Regions from separate parts of the Mus musculus genome. Here region 2 is linked to region 1. Evidence: chromatin loops called from intact Hi-C (ENCODE). Cell type or tissue: left cerebral cortex. All regions are shown on one strand. Each heading gives the region's core, and the rest is flanking DNA. Links, peaks and the distances in the headings are about the cores only.

Region 1 (7,830 bases), core at 1,817-4,316:
AACAAAACAGGACACGGCATCGGTACGAGCACAGGCAAGGTATGAAGAACCTCTCCTTTAGGATGTTCCCAAGAGCTGCACGGTCCTTCAGGGCGATGTGTGCCCTTCTAGATTTTACCTTTTCTTCCTCTATCATTTCCTTTACTTCACTGCTAGGTCTTTTCCACCGATTTTGCTGTCCAAGTCTAATGCTTCTAATTAGTTAGCTCCAGCCTATCTCAAGCTAAGATAGAATCCAGGCCAATTTTTTTTCCCTTCCTCCTACTCTAAGGGGGAAGCTCTCAGTTCAGACCAAGACACCAACACAAAGCACTCCCTTTGGGTTTTCTCTTGTGATCAGAAGGTCTACTCTGAACCTTTCAGGAACTTGGGCCATGCGGCCTGGTATCACGTGGCTTCCCATAGCCACAAATATCAGGTATCATGTTTTTAAATCAAAGCTATTAAGTTGGTATTAAATGCATATTGATGGGTGAAACCTATATCCTTAGTAAGACCTGAGAAGACAGGAAAGGCGTATGGGTCTCAGTGGCATCTGCTCTGCCTGCAAGCACTGTACTCTTCAATACTGTGTTTCAGAAGTACTTCCAAACAGAATTGGGCAAGGGAAAGTTTCAAAAGTCAGGTAAATACCTCCAGTGACGGAGACAAAGGAGACACCTGGATTGGTTTCCAGGTAATAGATAACAGGAAAATCACCCACACACCAATCTGTGATGCAACCAAAGGAAACTCACCGTCTCCTCTCCGGATTCCTCAGGAAGGCTTCTCTGCAGAAGGAAGTTAGAGAGACAGTCATCCTTCAGCCGTGTGTGGCTTACTACCTCAAGGCAAAAACCCCACGTTCTCAGTCAGAGAATTATGTTGCTTCCATACTGTGGCATAACTTAGTCATTGAAGTCAAGGCAAAAAAAAAAAATGGAGTATTACAGAAAATGGTTTTCCCATGTGTGAGTTTCTCTGAACAATCTTCTCAGCCGTCTTTGTTGGGATGTGTGCTGCTCTGTGCTAGAGTATTGTTAAAGCTTTCAGGTCACCGCTTTAGAAGAACTTAATGAGATTTTCTGACCCTTCGCTGTTTATATAGCGGTAGGCATTTCCCTTTAGAGCTCTCACCTTGCTCACAATGATGCATGGCTTTAGAGTCTGCCTCATCCTCTTAGACTAAGCTACGTGAGAGCAGAGACTTAGGTGTGTTTCCTACAGTGTTAGCTCCAGAGCCACACATGGTGAATGGTTACCTTGAAAGCTCTATGCCCTTAGCTACCACGTTAGATTAGCCACATGAGACCGGTGAGCATAGACAAAGATTTCCACCTTACTTTTGAAAGGTAACCGTTAGGTTAAGAGGCATGGGTAAACACTTACTGTCTGAGGGATTACAAAGAAATGTCCAAGGTTGTGTGTGAGCAAATTTTGGATCAGATGATATTTTAATGGATGCTGTGTGACACAGGTCAGGACTGCCTTTTTGCAATCCTTGAGATACTCTGTTTCTGAGCTGACCTGGAGTTTTCCAGGTAGTTCCAGCTGGCCCCAACTTTGTAATAATCCTCCTGCCTCAGCCTCCAGAGTGCCGTGATTATACGCATCACCATACTCAGCTCTTTTAGATGTTTTGACACAGTGGTTAATGGCTAAGTTTTCTCTCCAGAGACATGATACAAAGTCCGGCCTACTGGGTTTCTAATCTATAAAAGCTGGACTTTAGAAAGTCAAACATTCATAGCCAGACAAAGCCAGTTTTCTCTCAGCTTAGCGTTACTTCCATAAACACCCCTTTTCTCAGTATGTGGGCTCTGTGTGAGAGAAGCCAAACCCTTGTTGGCACAGCAGAGCTCTCCCTCCCCCACAAAATAGGAGATTTCCCAGGTCATCTCAGCAGCTTCCAAGATGTCTAGTTCTTTGGACCAAAGTTTCTCCAAGCTGCTCCCTTTGACAAAATAGCCAGAGGAAGGAGAATGGGTGATTTTACTAAGTGCCCTTTACCGGTAGAAACTTCTGGAAAACAATGTCAAAGTCCCTATGTACAACACCTTGATAATATTCTACATGACTGTAACAGTATTGGACTACTCTCCATTAGGAAAAAAAGGCACAAATTTTTAAGAAAATAGAGTCATCTTTTATCTTGTCTCCATTCATGGTCTCTTACACTTACTTTCACCATTTGGAATTGAGTTTACTCTACCTGATGTCTTCCATTCTCTTGCACAAATGGGAGTTTATCTGGGGCCAGTTCCACAAGATCACTGTATTCTGCAAACTAAAAAAGATAATTGTGGATGCTCATTTCTTTTAAAAGTCATCTACTGTAAAGAGGCATTCATTATACTATTTCTTTATATTCATTCCTCTGTTGTTAGATTATCTTATTTTTGATACAACAATTTCTTTAATATGTATATTTGCTAGTGAAGTCTCAAATTTGTTGGGTGTGAGAATTCAGGTTTGAGCTTGCCTGAACGTGATAGGGCAGCTATGTAATCAGATGATAAAAGGTTCCCAGGAGAGTACCTGGATGGATTTAGGGGGACTTAATCAACAAATGTATGAAAAAAGGGCTGCTTAGAAATTACCAGAAAAAGACTAACATGTTTGGGTGTTTTACCCTCAATGTGAGATTTCTGACACTTTCTTGTGGTTTCCAAAGTGTTGGAAAATATGATAGTTTCTAAGCAGAGTGATTTTCTCTCCTGAAAACATACTGGGTTTTTTTTTTTCTTCAGTATTTTTCTGTGCAGTCCATTCTGTGGTATTCTCTAAAATAATCCTGTAACACATGTTTCTCTGCCAGCCCAGAAGTAGCTCTAATATGATATTCAGAATGTCTCAGTTAAAAGTTTCTGCTATACTGGGGTGTCTGACGGTCTCAAGTGGAGAGCTGAAACCCATGGCTGTCATTCCTGAATTTTGCCAGCTCTGTTGCCGCCTTCTTTTTCAGAATACTTAATTTGTTCTTATTACAAAAATAATTGTTCGCTTACATATAAAAGACAATGATGCTTTGAGAATGGCTAAGTAAAAGAGTAACAATATTATTTCTAACTAACAGGACTAGCAATCACTGCGCAGTACTAGTCCATGTATGGTACCTGTATGTATGGTACCTGGTAGTTTACATACCCCTCTTAATTGGCACTGAAGTTTGGAATAGGTCTGTTATTACATATGATTTTATATAAGGAGTGGGCAACTATGCTCTATAAATGCTACATAAATATCTGACCACCGGATTTGATTTAACTTTCATACAAAAATCTGATAATGTCTTAGTAAGCAGCTGCATTTCATAATCATAATCAGGACGTGGCAGCAGGAGGAAGAACATTCTCTCAAGTTTCTGTCCTATTTCAGAGCAAGTTCATTGACTAGGAATGGCATTCAGCCATTTGCAGCCTGTTTGTCCAGGCCAATAGCAAGGAGTCCTGCAACAGTACTTACTTCTGAGTTTCCGTTTATGGGGATTTCGAAGGCTTGTGCTTCCAGAAGAAACAGCCAGATGAGAAGGCACACAGGCCGCTGCATTTTGCTGGACATCTGTGCCAAGCTCCCCCGAGCAGATGGTCTGGGGAGAACTCCCCACCTACGGAACCAGGTTAGCAGGAACTTGTCTGTTGATGAGAGCAGATCGTTTTAAAAAGAAGAAAAAAGAAGAAAGAGCACTAACTTTGCTCAAATTCAGGACAAATATTTGTTCTGGAACTCAAACCTGAGCTGTGGGGGTGGAAGGGAAAGCTGGGGTTATTCAAACAGCAAGGCCAGGAGCAGTTCCTGGGCTGTGAGCATGAGTCAGGGTCAAACAGCAAGGCCAGGATCGGTTGTGCATTCCTCTACCCTTGATTTTGTTGATTTTAATTGATCTCAAAATCAGAGAGACTTGAAGATAATTATCACCCTCTGTAAATGTTCAAGTAAGGCACTATATTAAGGAAGTAACCCAGAAAGAAGAGCTAAACTCACAGTGTCTGGAGATAAAAAAAAAAATTGTTTAAATAGCAGCAGGAGGGCTGGAGAGATGTCTCGGTGATTATGAGCACTGGCTGTTCTTGCAGAGGACCCAGGTTCAATTACCAGCACCCACATATTGGTGCACAGACACACACAGTCACACACACACACACACACACACACACACACACACATCAATACAACACACACACACACACAAAATAAATTAATCAAAAAACATTAAAAAGAGAACAAGAGGCATTTAGAAAAAATAAGAGAAGAAATGGAGTGATTCTCTGAAAAGAGAATTCATGGTTCCCTTCTTCCCCTCTCACTTTGATAACTGGGCAGTTGCTACATGCAAGGAACAGGGGAGGTTGATGCAGGGGACCAGGGCTCACTTCTCAGGGAAAATATTCATGAACTGAAGTGTCCCCCTCTAGCTGCTCCTCATCTCTGTTGGCATAGTGGTTCCGTCATTCTTGTGAGTCATACGGTGAGAATACAAACTATGAATTGTAAAATTGTTACTATGTTATTACAACACCATGTCCTAACTTCTGGGAAGGGATTTAAAGAGAAAACAGGATGAAAAATCCATATCTTCAAAAGATGGACAACAAGCCCGTTGGTAAATAAAGGGAGAGAGCTAAGCACCTAGCGGGGACAGTTAATAGACTTAACTCACATAGTGCACACCTCAGTGGAGGCTTTATTATGTACTGGGTACCAAATCCATAAGAGAACGCATGGGGATCATCCTGGGATCACTCACTACAGTAGCAGAGTAGGACAGAAATGCACTGGATGAGGGACAAACTAGGTCATGCGCAGTACAAGGATGGGATCCACTGACCTGGAGACGTGGAGAGAAGGTGGGGCTTTATTAGCTGGGTCTACAAGGATAGGGGTGATTGCTACAGGCTCATTGTAGCAATGCTCTTAGGAAGCAGGATGAGCATGACCCAAGGAAGAGGGGATATATCAATATGTCAGGAGATGGAGGGAAAGAAGAAGGAATAGGCAAATGAGAACACAAGTATCAGGCCAGAGGAGCCTGGATTCTGCACTCCAGGCAGAAAGACCTCAATAGAGATAGAACGGGAGAGGACAGATGGTACCCCCTTTTAATAAAGGACACTTTGGGTGTGGCTCAGATGATGAATGTAGCAAGGCATGAACTCAAGGACCTACTTCAGAGACTGACACTCCTTTTGAGATAGCCTGAGGTCCTGGACCAAGGCAAAGACAGTGCAGCCAGCTTGAGATGACAGTTGGTTCATGAGCTAGTCACATAAAATGCTAGATGTCAATATGAAATGGTAGGAATGCACACTTTCCAAGCATTTACCTTTGATATGTAGATGTGTGTGTGCTAATTATTGCCAACTAATGAAAGCACTGTGCTGACTAATGAGGCTGTGTGTTGACAGCTGTAAGAAAATCATATAGACAGATAAATAGCCAAGACATCATGGTGATTATCGGATTGTCTAGCTTTGGGGCAACTTAGAATTTCCCCTTTACAATAGTAGTTAAAAATCTGTCCTTTTAGGTCACACCTGCTTCTACTATTTGCTCACTCTGGGATAAGCATCATCTCCCATTGCTGTAGACTGAATTGTGTCCCTCTCAGATTCATAGACCACACCTACTATAGCAAGAGTAAAGAAAAAAATGACAGTTAAATGATGTCAGAGGGGTGAGGTCCGTGATCCAGTAAGAGTTGTGTCCTTATAAGTTTCCCCATGAAGACTCAATAAGAAAGCAGCAGTGCATAGATCGAGAAGGACCTTCCTATGGGAAGCTAACCAAATGGTAACTGGATCTTAGACATTCATCCTTTAGAACGTGAAGAGTAAATTTCTATTATTCAATCTGCTCAGCTCACAGTATTTTTACTTATGACAGCTTGAGCTAGGACATTAATCGCCTTCTACATCATCAAGCTTTAGACCATTAAATATGGTCATGTATCTGGGATGCTTGGCACCGGGGTTGGAAAAGTGCGCGCTCAGTGGTTAAGACCACTCGCTGCTCTTTCAGAGGACCCAAGTTTGGTTTCTAGTACCCACAGCAAGCTGCTCGAAACCATTTCCAGAGGGCTCCAACACCTCTAGCATCAGTAGACACCTGCACTCACATGTTCATACTCATGCACACACACACATGCACATACACACGCCCCACATACGCAATTCAAAATAATAAAAGTAAATAAATAAATTAAATTTTTTGCAAACTTGCTAAATGCTCAGTAAATAATGTTTGCAAATCATGTTCATGCAAGGGAATATAGATTTTGGTGTGAAGACACTTGGGCACAAAAAGATGGAGTTCCACAATCGTTAGCTATACTTACCCACAACACTTCTTTGCTTCAGATTTGGAAGAGCAGATCTTAGCTCAGTGCCTGGCAGTCTGTTTTTCTGCTTATCGTGAAGAGCAAATAAAGACTTGTTCAACTGCTTTGTTTTGTTTTTTGTTTTTTTTTTCACCATAGATTATTTTGTCATATGGCTACTTTTCTTTCTCTTTGGTTTCTTCTAAACAAGTAACTCATCTACATGTATTTCCTATCTCCTTGATTTTGCACACTGGTTAACATATGAAGTTATTTATTTACTGTAGACCAGGGAGACCTAAACACTGAGGACATTTTGTGTATTGTCCCAGCCTAGCAGAATTTTACTTTCCTTATCACAAAATATGGACACTTGGATGCAGACTATAACTAAGTATAATTTCAAGTATAGTGGGAGAGAACAGGGGCCCCCCATCCCCTCTTGGGTGGTCTGGGTGAACTAATACCAAGCCCTCATGAGAAGGATCTGCTACGGCTTGGCATTCTCCATTGAGAAAATGATTTAGGACAAGTTAGGCCCAATGGCACATTTTTCATAAATAATTATATATTTTTAGTATTCTATCTAGTCCCTTTCATTCACTACCATATCTTCACTGACTTTAAATTGATATTCAGAATTGTCTCTGAAGAAACCAAATGTGGAGCAGTGTGGGTCATATTTCCCTTTTCATGGTGTTAGCTTGTCTCCAAATGCCAAGGTCTCCAGGAAAAAACACCGTGTTTGCTCTCTCTTGATGTTTGGAAACTCGGCGACTCTCACTGGGAAGGGCGTGTATGTTCAGGTCACTGGGTCCTGAACCTGTGACCCTTCCTCCCCACCTTCTATGCCCAGGCCTTGATAACGTAGTGAACTGAAGCTTCTCACTGTTGCAAGTGTTCATGATTTACAAGACGAAAATCAATATTATAAAGACCACAGGAATATTCACTTTCATGTGTGAGGAAAGTCAGCAATAAATCCACAAGGAAAAAAAATGACACTATATCACGACATTTGGATGGAGTGATAACTCAGTGAGCACTCACTGAGAGTTCTAAGAAATGCCAATAAACCTGAAAGTTGCCACTGAATGTGTTATGTAGTTTAGACAGTGGCAACTGCTTGCTTATAAAAAGCTCTGTTTTATCCCAGGTAGATAGATAATAGATTATAGATGATAGATAGATAGATAGATAGATAGATAGATAGATAGATAGATAGACAGCTAGAGCACATCTATATATAGGGACACTTGCCTGTGCGTTCATATGTGGAGGTCAAAGGTTGATACTGGATGTATTCTCCAACCTCTTTTTTTTTTTTTTTTTGAGACAGTGGTTCTCAATGAACCGGGAGCTCACGATTTTGGCTAGGCTAGCGCGCCTGGATCTGTTTCTGTCGCCTTAATTGTAGGGCCACATTCATGACTGTCATATTTGGCTGTGACTTGAATTTTGGGGATGCAGCAGAGGACCTCATGCTTGTGCAGCAACCAATCTCTGCTCTGAGACTCCCCCCAGTCCAGGAATAT
Region 2 (7,830 bases), core at 2,181-4,680, 140 kb after region 1:
CCTAATGCTGCGACCCTCTAATACAATTCCTTACGTTGTACTGACCCCTAGCCATAAAGTTAGTATCATTGCTACTTCATAACTGTGATTTTTGATATTGGGGGTAGAAGTTACCAAAGGGCCTCCACCTGAAGTTGACAATCACCAATCTAGATCTTACTGAACTGCTTTGGAGGTGAACAACACCCTAGGATGTTACAGGTTGTTCAAAAAACACCATAAAGGAAAAGGGAAATAAATTGCTTGGAAGAAGCAAAATTTCAGAGAGAATGAAAACCTTCCCTTGTCTCAGGCCCAGTTTCTTGGATATGGCTGGCCTGACTGCTGTGAGCTTCTCTTTTGGGGGGCAAATGAAAATGAATGGGGAGCTTCACCTGTGGCCTCCCTGGGTCCCTGGGACACCAAGCTTCTGCCTGTACACTTCAGACATATAACGGGGCTGGGGGAATGGGGGAGGTGGCAGGAGGTGTGTGTTTATATGCTCGCAGCCTGTAGCTGATCACTGTAGTTGGCCTTTGGTTTTGCCAGCGGATTGGTGCAGCATACAGTGTGAGGTCTGATAGGTAAACTTCACAAGGAGTCATTAGGATGGCCACTGTCTTCCAAGTGTTTGCTACTGGATGAAAAGAGTGTCTAGAAAGGACCAGCAATATGGAGCATGGGGAGAGAGAGCAAAGCCTCAACCTAGCAGCTAGGCTTTTCTGCTGGACCCATGGCTGACTGACATTTTCTCAATTTAAATCCTTAGATCCCAGGAGACCTAGATACTAGTTCCTGCAGAAGTGTTGGAAGTTCATTGTTCTTGCTTTTCCTCAGGCATACCAAGACACATCTTTCAGTCTGCAGATTTTGGGAGCAAATCATTGTGAGAAAGAAGCACCCAGAAACACACCCAGGAGCTGTGAAGGGGGCTGTGGAGAGCAGAGCAAGAGGTAGCTGGGCAGAAATAGCGAGACAGACTCATATGCATATTGAGTGGCTTTGGAAGTGTCACTTGTCTTCCTGTGAGAAGCGTAGACAATGCAGCTATTGACATGATTAATGAGAACCTTGGGCAGCACCAGGCAGAGAGGGCGTCAGGCTGAGAAGAAGTGAGAGCAGCTTCCTTCCTTACTGTCAGCCACTCGGCAGCTGGGTCTTGGGATGAGCCTTGCCCTAGTTTTTGCAAAGAGGTAAGCAAGTCTCCAGGAGTTTTGCAAATGAACTATGCTCCCAGTGGCTGGAGAGAATGGGATGAGAAGGGGGATGGGTCATATGCAAATGAGGTACGTTCCCAATGGCTGGAGAGAAAGAGTTGAGAAAGACTGCTGAATGAGTATCCTGGGCCAGACATGGTGGCACATACCTTTAATCCCAGCACTTGGGAAGCAGAGACAGGAGGATCTTTGCAAGTTCGAGGCCAAACTGGTGTCTATAGCAAGTTTCAGGACAGCCAGGACTACATAGCCTGTCTCAAAAAAAGTAGAAAGAAGGCATGCGTGGCGCACATCTTCAATCCCAGCACTCAGGAGGCAGAGGCAGGTGGATTTCTGAGTTCGAGGCCAGCCTGGTCTACAGAGTGAGTTCCAGGACAGCCAGGGCTACACAGAGAAACCCTGACTCGAAAAACCAAAAAAAAAAAAAAAAAAAAAAAAAAAAAAAAAGAAAGACGGGGCTGAAGAGAGTCAGTGAGGTGAGCTCAGTGGATAAACACCTGCCTCACAACAATGTGGACCAGGGTTTACGTCCGCAGGTCCAATGTAAATACCAGGAAGCACGAGGCTGGGCTGGCCAGCCGGGTTAGCTGAATTAGTGAGACCCCTGTGATATCAACCTCTGGCCCCTCACACAGCCGCACACAGTGTTATCCCTGTACATCCGTGCTCCTCACACAGTGGGAAAGATGAAGTCAAGGGACCTGAAATATAAACAATAGCAAGCTGGCTTCCAGGTCAAGGATGTCTTAACTTAGGCATCCTAACGAAGCTCTCCATAGCAGATAGTTCTTTGCTGCTATGTTCTGCAGACGACCAGACTTCGCTGTCAGACTTGGGTCCCTGTCCTGTTTTAAGCCTAATACACCCAGCACAGGTCCTCAGAAAAACCCTCCCTACCTCTCAGTGAACGCCTCCTTCAAGCATAAAACCTATGACTGTTTTGGGGTTTGTTTCTTTTAAACCTACCTTCCTCCACAGCACTTTAGCATTTAGGCCACCTCTGTTCCAAAGACCTCCTTGTGAGGTCAGGGGAGGCAAGTCTAGTCTTTCTGGGTCAAGGTGCAAGCTACCCCTAGTAAGCCACTGATGGCCACACAGCCAGTGTGAAGCAGCACTGGGCTATCAGCACCTGGCCCTGTGAGGTAATTTTTCCCAGAGGCAAATGCTGTTGCTGCCCCTCTTTGCCTGGGGTCTACTAGGATTACAGCTAAATGAGCTGGGGAGGAGGGGAGGAAAGGGAAGAAAAAAACTCAGCAGGTTAAGTAGAGCCAAACCCTATCCCCACAGTGTAGATCCCAGGCTGCTGTCCTTGCCCAGCCTGCTGGTGAAGAATGGAGTTTATTATGTGGGGGCAGAAAGGGAGGTCTGGGAGGTGTTAAGCAGAGAAAACGGGTTGAAATTCAAGATGAGGGGATGCTGGCAGCCCGGCGCCTGCTGTTCGACAGTCTGATGAACTCCGATAAACCCGGGAGCATTTTACAGCCCCTCTGATACAGCCGGAAACTTTAGCGCCCTGGACAGAAAATTCGAGGTTGGTGGGGGAACATTTGGCAGAAGGCAGCTTTCCTGGCCCCACCCACCAGGCTTTCAGTAGCACAATAGGACCTGCATGGGAAGCACACAGACCTCTGTGTAAGATGCGGCAGACCTTGTCATTTGTGGCTGTGATTATGGCTGCCAGACTTTCCCAGACTAACCATAAAGAAAACTTCCCTATGACATGCCTGTCACCCTTGTGACTCACTTTCCCCCGCGTGACCTGGGTGTCCTGCAGCAGCCATCTCTGTCGGTGGAATTCAGCCTTAGGTGATTAATCTCAGTGCTCTGCATTCATGTTGGTGTGAGTGTGTTTCCGTGTGGAATGATGACTACCACACATCTGTACATGTGGATCCATAGCAAAACCATCCTAATAACTAAGAGGTGGGAGACAAAGTCTATTGACAGGTGAATAGAAGAACTAGCATGGTGTCTACACACAGCCGTAGAAAGGAAGGGTGTTCTGATGAGCTAAATACAACATGGGTAAGCCCTGAGGACATTGCGCTAACCGAGAGGAGCCAGCCAAAGAAAGAAAAATACTGCCCTGACTTCATTCATAGGAAAGGTTCTCTGGGTAGGAATAGAGACAGAGACTGAAACAGTGCCTGCTAGGGATTGTGGGAGGGGACGGGGAGCTGTTGTTTAATGGATGCAGCTTTAGTTTTGCATAATGAAGATGCTCTAGAAATTCACTTCATGACAATGTTGATACACTTGCCACTTCTAAAATTCACTTAAAAATGTGCGGTTTGTAACTATTCTGGTTATATTTTTGTTGCTGTGACAAAATGTCCTAACCAAAAGCTACTTAGGAGAAAAAAATGCTTATTTCAGTATACAATTCAAGGTTACATTCTATCATTGTGGGGAAATCAAGGCAGGAACCTCAAACAGCTCTTCACAGTACATCCACAGTCATGTTGATGGCCTGTTTGTGCTAAGCTAAATAAGCTAAATGTCTTCACTATTATACATTATAGGACCCCGCCTCGAGACCCATGGTAGGCCGGATCTTTCCACATCAATTAACTTAATTAAGACTGTCCCCCATAGACATGTCCACAGACCAACCCAATGTAGACAAGTCTCCTCCAGGTGACTCTAAGTTGGATTAAGATGGCAGTTAGACTAACCACCACAGTGCCACAGTAAAAATAAGGGGAAAAAACAAAGAAAAGAAAAAGAAGTGCTTAGGAACAGAAAAGAGATGGCACAACCGTAAAAACTGTGAACAAACCTTACTTCTAAACAGTCATGCAAAAATTAGATCAATTATTGGTTGAATTTAACTATAAGAAAACAATATTTGCATGGAAAAATCATTAAAGTATTAAACTTTCTGCTGTGTAGATTTTACATGAGTTAAAATAAAACACCCATGAGTCTTTTACTTTCTAACCAAAATCCCCAGAGGCCAAGCAAGACCAGGAGTGAAGATAAGACAGCTGGGCACGGTGGGAGGAAAGCCTTGACAGTGGGCTGTTTCTGAAGCCCGAGGAATCCTACCCAGACATTGCTAGGAGCACCCAGGCCCTCTTTCCTCCCACTAGATAATGGCATGCGACCAAGAACTGCATCTATTCCTGGGATGTTGGTGACTCAGGTTTGTAACTTGGTCCAGCAGTGGTGAGCAGCTGTCCAGGCTGTCTACGAGAGAAGGCCCCTGAACTCTTCAAGTTGTTAAGAAGATATTACAAAGTTCCTTGAGAGACAGGGCTAAATGGAAATGCCCAAATGACTTACAGACCCAGCGTCCTTACAGAGCCTTTGGATCCTAAAGAGAAATGTCCAGCTCGCCTAAAGGCAGCTTGTCTCTCCCAACGATGTACTCTTTTACGTCAGCCTGCACGGTGGACCTGCCCTGTGCTTCCTAGCATGTTAGGAATGTTAAGCGTGCTGCCCATTGTATCTCAAACTTCCACATGCCTGTTGCAGTCTGAAGGGCACCATCACTGGGCTGACACACTTCAGGAAGGCAAAGCTTCTCACTGGTCTGTGTTGGTGATGTGAACAAGACACTGGATCTCTGGGACCGTCATTTTAGCACCGGAGATCTCAGAACCCTATGACTGGCTTCATGAGTAATGATGTCTAACCTTGGATGGAAAACACCTTCAAAATCATCAAACTGGAGTAGTATTCATATAAGTGTTTCAACTAATTTTGAATCTTTCCTCCTCTTCCTTTTCTTTATCTTTCACCTTCTGATCTCTTCCCTTCCCTCCCCCTCCTGCTCACCCTCTTCCCTCTTCCCTCCTCCCTTTTCTGAAAGCTAAGAGATCTCCTAGTCCATGTGGATATTGAAGCGAAATCTGTAGATGCTTCTACCTTCAAAGCTAATCCTAAGGTCAGACTACAGATCTGTCCTGCTTTCCATTCTAATATTTCGAGTCCTAACTTAGTGGGGCTCTGTTCCCACGAGTAACCAGCAGACGATAATGTGTGAGACAGCGCTTTGTTTGAGTTTGGAAGACACTGGCAGTGCTGGCGACTTCAGGGTGCAGACTGAAATGAGCACCTGAGAAATGGAATTGGAGAATGTGTTCTGAGATGCTGCTCTGCTTCCATTACGAGTCAGACTGATAGTCTTCCCTTTTCAGTTACCGACCAAGCAGAGTTTATATCTGATGGCTAAACAACACATATTCATTGTTTAAAAGAAAAATAATGCCTCGAAAACACAGATGGTTATAAAGAATTTATTTCGTTTTTGGATTTTTAAAAATCTCTTTTGGTACTTTTGTGGGGAGTGGAGAGGAAAAATTTTAGTAGAGATCTGTTTCCTGATACTCTATGAGAAACAAAACACCTTGCCTGACAGTGGGAATACATACACTCAACAAGCAGCTACAAAAGTGTTTGGAAATGAGATTTGGGCCTGGAAATATAACACTTGCTTGCCATGCAAGTCCCTGCGTTCTGTTCCTGATGACCAATAAATGCATAAAAGGAGGAGAGACTTAGGACATTTAGCCTAAATTAAGTGAGGCAAAGATTTGGATCTTAATAGACCAATATTACTGGACTTTCTGCTTCTCCAAGTAAGCCAGAGCCTGTCCCTCGTGACCCATATAAAAGAGAAGGAAATTATGGTGATGAGAACATTTAATGAGAAATAAGCAACCTGCTTCTTATTCGTACCGGAGCAGTGTCCAACCTGGGAAAACCATCTAACACATTTAAAGCATCTTCAGGTGTAAGATGGACATGCGGGTAACTGTGCCTCAGCCTTGGATTGCAACCAACGAGCCAACGTAAGGAGAAAGCAGATATGTATCAAGTACTGAAGGAAAGAAACGATGGTCACCAATCAGCACATGTTCAACCTACCTAATTTCCATCCGGGGCCTCTGAATGCACAACACAACGATGTGTCATCCAAGGTTTGTGGGTAATTACTGTACTGGTCATAGTCTACGTTTCTGAAAGTCTTGGCTATAACCCAGGAATGATCAACTCATGCCAGGGTGGCCTTTATTAGCATGACTGTTGTTGTTATTGTTGTTGACTTGGCCTCTGTTATCACAGTCTTGCCTCTTGGGAAGTTGAGGCGTGGGAGGCACCGCAGTGTGCTTTGTGAGTACACAGGGGAACCTCGCTGTGTTCTTATCTTTCTGCTCTGCTGAGTGTGAAGAGTGTGACTACCGGCACCATATGCCAGGAAGAGTTCAAATGTGCCTCCCAAGGGATGGGGGTGAATGTCTCTGTCATACAGTTCCGCAGAAGATACTTTATCCCCCGACATTGTCCCAAAGGACACCGCTTGCCATCAGCAGAAACTCAGATCCAGTGACGACGGCCTGAGCAGACCCTTTGTCTACTGATCAGTCAAGAAGAAAGTCGTACACAGGATACGCTCTAACTGGAGAGGGTGGGGGCAGACAAGAGAGAAAGCATAACCAGGAGAACTGTACCCCACCTCTTGTGCCTAACCTGGGGGGGTCCATCTTATTTATCTCGTAACTTTCTACCTTAGTCTCAGCTTTGTCCTTGCAACTGATGTATGGAGGAAACCCTGTTTCTTCTGTGTAAAGCTGACAGCTCCTGATTGACTATTCTTGCATGGTTGTGACTCAGTCTCTTTTCTAGAAAATTCCTAAAGCAGTCAAGCCAGAGCTTACTATGTGACTAGTCATACACAGAAAGCATCCAACTAGGGACTTGGAGACTTGGGTTTCTGTTGTGGCCTCCAAATGTAGAACTTCTTCAGCTAACCCATACCACAAGGCCCACCGGATCTCGTGCCACAGTTGTGAAGAGGGCTAAACAGCTTCCATACACAGTCACTTCCAAGAAACTGGAAGCTTAACCTCAAGAGAAAAGACATCTTTCATCACCTCACCCTTTGTAAGAGGGAACTGAAGGGACTGGGGAGATGGCTGAGTAGATAAAGCAGTTGTGAGCAAGGACAAGAACCAGAGATCTGATCCCAGGACCCACGGAGGAGCAGGTGGGGGCAGGTACCTAGACTGATCGATCTGTGGTTAAGAGCACTGCCTGCTCTTGCAAAGGACCTAGGATTCATTCCTGGAACAACCATATGTAACTCCACTTCCAGAGTATCAGACAGCTTTGGACCTTCTTTGGGCAGCAGGCATGCATGTGGTATACATATACATACATGCAAAAAACCCACCCATGCACATAAAGTTGTATATACACATATAAGTTATAAAATATATTAAATTACATATATATCCATATCAATATGTGTGTGTATATAAGTTAAAGCTGGGTAGGTGTGGTGGCCCACCCACTATCACAGTCCTAAGGATCCTGAAAAGGAAACGTCCTAGTGTAACTGGCTAGCCAGTCTAGACAAGGCAATGAGCTCCTTGTTTGGTGAGAGACACTGCTTCAATAAATAAAAGTAGAGGTCCAGGCAAGATGACTTAGTGGGCAAACACACTTGCCATGTCAGTCTGGCAACCTCCTTGATGAAGGAGGCAATGACCCCACTAAGTTGAATTCTTTCTTCTGAATGTGTCAACTAACATTTTTGCCAGGCAATCTTCTCATCTGTTGTATTGGCTAGTTTTGTGTCAACTTGACACAGCTGGAGTTATCACAGAGAAAGGAGCTTCAGTTGGGG

Evidence for each region. A loop is a pair of places that touch in the nucleus more often than their neighbours do. Peaks named below come from ENCODE experiments on the same cell type or tissue, not always from the same donor. Only the 100,000 strongest peaks of a DNase experiment are listed, where the experiment ranks them.
Region 2: a loop joins it to region 1, with 8 times the contacts of the local background. A loop is called at or near these places in 1 of 42 quality-filtered maps.

What each region holds. Positions count from the first base shown.
Region 1 is chr2:10,127,038-10,134,867 of GRCm38, forward strand. Itih2 (inter-alpha trypsin inhibitor, heavy chain 2) reads right to left here and starts at 3,646. Exons shown (of 21, transcript NM_010582.3): 1 at 3,445-3,646; 2 at 2,192-2,266; 3 at 738-770. The coding sequence starts at 3,540. In left cerebral cortex, for the core only: no CTCF peak of the experiment used is centred there; DNase peaks (open chromatin) are centred at 2,818 and 3,564.
Region 2 is chr2:10,261,790-10,269,619 of GRCm38, forward strand. No RefSeq gene overlaps it. Among named protein-coding and RNA genes, the nearest start is that of Gm31496, 42 kb to the right of the region's middle. In left cerebral cortex, for the core only: no CTCF peak of the experiment used is centred there; DNase peaks (open chromatin) are centred at 3,330 and 4,275.